2 separate regions of the Mus musculus genome follow, and region 2 is linked to region 1. A link is a loop called in an ENCODE intact Hi-C map of the cell type or tissue named here. Cell type or tissue: left cerebral cortex. All regions are shown on one strand.

Region 1 (2,500 bases):
GAGGGGAAAAAATAATCAGTAACACAAGGTCTACAGCAGGAAAAGATCTAAACACATCTTGCAAACCAGGCCAAGCAAAAAAGTGCAGCAAGAGTTCCTCCCTGTGGAGCTGCAAACAGTGTCTACCCTCTCCTCATTACAGTCTCTTATTGAAGAAAGTCAAGGCAAGAACTGAAGCAAAAATCATAGAGGAGTGTTGACTCAGCTACCTTTCTTATATAACCGAAGGCCACTTGCTGGAGGATAGCACTGCCCAGGATGGACTAAGCCCTCCTATATCAATACCAACCAAGAAAATGCTAATGAAGACAGTGACTGCTTTGCTCAGAGGACAGTTATGTACAACAGAAGGAGAAGGTAGGTGACCCTCTAAATTGGGGACATGACTACAAAGATGCTTCTGGGAAGCTGAGGACATGAGAGGGGCAGCATTGAGTGAGCGAGTAAGTGAGTGAGTGTTACATTTCTAAGTATGTGGCAAAAGGGTGTTCTTTGCTGTGGATTACATGGGTTGAATATTCATTCTTCATACAGGACGCATGCACCTTCACAAAGAACAAAACTGGAGGAAGCAATTCTAACAGAAAGCAAGAGGCGAGGCACAAAGAGAGCATATAAGAAAGAGGGTAGTAGTACAAAAACTAAAACAGAATCAGAATAGAAGCGGACATGCATGGCTTTGATGAGTGGAGCCACTGAAGAACATGGGAGGGGGTGTCTCCCAGGTGATTCTGGGTGCACATGGAAAGAGGATGAAACTCAGTCCCCACCCACAGGGATGCAGAAAGTCTGGAGCCCGTCTTCTAGAAAATAACACTAGACAATGTTCCCATAGCCTTGAAACATGCAGAAGGTCTTTATACAAGTGTGAACTGTGTGAACTAAGGAAGGGAGACAAACAAGTAAGACTACATTGAAAACCAGGGACTTCTGTGTATCAACTGGTGCCTGTTGGAGAATATCAATGCGAGTCAACGAGGAGAAAATACTTACATATAGAAACAACCTACGACTCATGTTCAGAATGTGTTTTTGCAAATGCACAGTTATTTTATATTATAAACACATTAGATTAAGGAATAAAATTGCGTATTTAAATTCTGATAGTAAGAAAGGATGGTTATAAACACAATTTTAAGTTTAGTAAGAGTTTCATGTAGACACTTCACACATGAAGACAAGCCCTCAGAATTTTACCAGTATATTTCTTTTGCCAAACACCCTATTTCATAGTTCAGAAGTTCTACTTACTACAAGGCACTAGCATGTGAGCACTGTTCAGCCAGCTTCTCTGACATTTTGCACTGGACTCTGCCTGTCTACAGAGTGTAAGCTGGTTAGGAATATTTCCTGGCCCTAAGTCAGCTGGTCATGTTCTTCCACTAACAGAGCTGTAGCCTCAACTGTGGGAAAGAAGCTGGCTAACTGGCAGAAATAGGATCATGTCTTTTGAGGAGGTAGGCCACTGGCCTCTTCCAAGGTCCCAATGCCTAGGTTCTCCCAATTACAGGATAGTAGGGGCAGGCTGGCATGGAGCAGGAATTTAACAGATTTGCTCCCTACCTTAAATGTACCCTGGGTTCCTGGGATACAGAGGAATGGAGCACCCTCCTCACTAATCCTTATCCAAGGAAGGACAGGGAATCTTTCCCTTTTCCAAATCAAGAGTTTATTTTTCCAATGTCTGTTTGTTTACAATAAGCACTTGGTCCTTCTCTAGCCTTTCTGGTGATTCTGACTTCTCTCTCTGGAATCTCATTTATCAATCTCCCTGAGCATTGCCATGATTGCTTGGGTCAATCTTTTTGTTCTGCTTTTCTTCCAACTGAAAATCTTTATTGAGCAGTCCTTAATAACTGGGACCTATTCATACCCTCAAACCCTTTTTAACTTCTATAGTTTCTTTCTAATATCTGGGGGCAAATGGCAAAACAAATGCAATATTGGTTGATCACTGGCTTTCTAGCACATCTGGCTCTATGGCAATGAATGCCTGGTGAGCCTCACAGAAGTGTCTAGGAAGGCAGCAGGAGATTCTCAGTAATTTGGAATTACCTCACTCACCTTGAACAGATTGATGGTTTTCTAACAGCTGCCTTCAATCCTCCTAAAAAGATGTAGCAAACTTGCTCAAAGCCTCCTTAACCTCAGTTGGTGCTGGGGACCAAGTCAGGTCAGACAGAAGCAAATCCACTCTATCTGGGCTGCACTGTCCAACAGTGATGCCCTGCACAGCTCAAGGGTAGCTTTCCTACTTGAAAGCCAGATTCTGCCCTATTCCTCTATCAGGAAGACGGGAGCCAGGAGCTGTTGGCACTCAGGTGATGTACATATCTGTGGTGTGAATTAGTCACTTATCACAGTAACGAAACACCAAGGCTACTAGGAGGAAGAAGGTTTAGCTCAAGATTTTGAGGTTCAAGGGCTTGGCCCTGACACTGGCTATAGCAATTGATGGCAGAATACCATGGTCAGGGTTGCTAAGGATCCAGGGAGTGAG
Region 2 (2,500 bases), 260 kb before region 1:
TTGCTATCATTGTTCACTGGGTAATACAATTAAAAATATTTGCTTATCCACAGCACAGTGTTTCTAAAAATCTAATACTTGTGGGTAAATTTTAGTTAAATTTTAGACATTTTCGTTGTATTTAAAGTAAGTGTAATAAGAATCGTCCTATTTCTTGTGGATACATAACACTTAAAGCATACATAGAGGAGTGTGTTCATTAACCATAGCAGTTAGCAGGAATTTATGTTCTAGGTGAGGGGAGTAACTTCAAAATGATTAAGGATACCTACGAGATCCCCCACACTTCTTCAGTCAGTCCTGGCAAGTTAGCCTACTGATGTCATTTGAGCCACATCTGAGGTCCATGGTAACATGGGTATAAATCTGCCTACCTTGTGAGGGTGCCACCCAATACATCCTTAAATCCTTTATTCCCTAGGCCCAAGCTTCCTGTGTCCCTGTTCTCTGGCATGTATAGATTTGAGTGCTATGGAGAGGAGCTAAGAGGGGGAGTTCCCTGAGTTATATACGCAAGAGTAAGATTCATTTTAATTTGCATTTTTACAGTCACTGGCTGTATGTAATTTTACAAATTCTTGATTAAAGAAATAATTGCCAGTAAAATCTAAGGGAAAATAATCTACAGATTCCTGTAAACTTCACATAAGAGACTACAGGTATATTATACACACTGAACATGTGTCCATTAACACAAATACTGTAGCTTTGGGAAATACAGATAATATTGTTTTATTAAGTATTATAATATACCACAAATTAACCATGTATTATTATTACACATTACTTATATTCATAACTTAATTATACCATGTGAGATATGTATATATATATATGTATACCCCCCCCACACACATATATATACATACAATGTTTTGCAGATACATATAAAAGCTAAAAGGTAAAATGAAGACTCAGTCACAGTTTACAAAAATTACCTCTAAATAAATTTCACTTTTTTTCTTGCTTTAAAAAAATTCTAAATTTCCTTCTATAAATCAAAAATGGTGTAGTTTAAAAATTCAATAAATGCTATAAAAATCTGTATTCACACTTCACAGTTACAGATTTGCTCAAAGGAAACAGATGGTTGTTAGCCCTGTAACATTCTGTCTCCTAAAATTAGAGCCAGACACTCTGGTGTGATCCATTGCTCAACATGGATTCTAGATTTTAAAATGCCAATAGACAAAACTGCAAATCATGAACCTAATTTGTTGTAGAGGAGGTGGGACTGTCCAGCCCAATCACTTATTTAGTACGTATTGAAGGCAGACAGTGTCCATGCATAGAGAGCAATTTCGATAGAAGACACATCCCCCCTCTCCTGGAGCTTTTGATTCAGTGGAACCTGTATTTATAATAAGCCTGCCTGTATCTAGAGAGGAAACTTCTACCAAAGCAGAGATCCCTCTGCATTCTTCACAGCTGATCTTCTAGGGATCCTCACTGATGTCACATAGCACAGGCAAAATAAATGCTACTTTAGTTGAAAGTGAAGTAATTTCCCAATGACATTCAAACTGATAGAAATCAGTACAGCAGAGATTAGCCTGTTGATAGGCATTAGTCTACATTTTAAAATACATTTCACGTGGTCCTCAAACCCTTAAAGTTTACATTCTCTTCGAAGAAGCAGGATTGGATGTGAGGCATTCAATGACAGCTACAGACAAGGTACACAATTAGCTAAATGGACGAAAAGGTTATTTCTTTCAAGGGCAAGAGGTCACTGGAGACATGCTGCTGAATGTCACTGAAGACCTGGGTCAGAGAAGGATAGGAGTTAATTGGGTAAAACGAGGAGAAAGGACATTGTGAGCAAACAGAAGTCACATGTGCAGTTGCCTTGATGGATAGAGCAGCATGCTCTGTTTCAGCAACCTGCCATTTAGACTGGTGGGAAAAGCAATTTGCAAGCCAGAGCACAGCAGTCCACATCTTTTATTGCAGGAGGTGAGGAAGAGTCGGAAGTTTATAAGAAAGAAGTATTGCAATAGAGCTTTTGGAGAGGAGTGTGTAGGATAGATAACCTCTGGGCAACGAGGGTGTCTCAGAATGACCTAAAGGAAGTCTGGAATGAACAGTTCTGACTCAGAATGGGACATGCTGCCACAAGGTCTTGGGGAATAAAAAGGCTAATTTAACTTCTAATGTCATATGGTCATCCATACACAGGCATCAGTCATTTTCCCTGCCCGGCTTTGCCAAATTAAAGAACAGCTTGAAATGGATTAGTTCAACAGTTCTATCAGATGATTGGAGAAAATGCCTTAGTGGATACCCTGTTGAAGCAATGCTATGACTATGCTTTGTGAAGTGTATCTTTGTATACTGGTGCATGCCTTATCTAGCCCCAAGGCATAATTATAACAGTAACATCAATAATAATTACATCTCATAATCTTTATATCCACAACATTCACTGTAACACTTCAATACCCCGTGACTAAGAAAGTTAACTTGTGATTACCTCCAGGTTTGGAATGATATTATGCTT

Evidence for each region. A loop is a pair of places that touch in the nucleus more often than their neighbours do. Peaks named below come from ENCODE experiments on the same cell type or tissue, not always from the same donor. Only the 100,000 strongest peaks of a DNase experiment are listed, where the experiment ranks them.
Region 2: a loop joins it to region 1, with 4 times the contacts of the local background. A loop is called at or near these places in 4 of 42 quality-filtered maps.

Annotation. Positions count from the first base shown.
Region 1 is chr5:39,060,590-39,063,089 of GRCm38, reverse strand. No RefSeq gene overlaps it. Among named protein-coding and RNA genes, the nearest start is that of Gm46937, 20 kb to the left of the region's middle. In left cerebral cortex, no CTCF peak of the experiment used is centred here; a DNase peak (open chromatin) is centred at 1,303; H3K27ac peaks cover 581 bases.
Region 2 is chr5:39,324,343-39,326,842 of GRCm38, reverse strand. The region is part of intron 3 of LOC115490181 (a long non-coding RNA gene); the gene reads right to left. Among named protein-coding and RNA genes, the nearest start is that of Gm40292, 18 kb to the right of the region's middle. In left cerebral cortex, no CTCF peak of the experiment used is centred here; a DNase peak (open chromatin) is centred at 1,226; H3K27ac peaks cover 834 bases.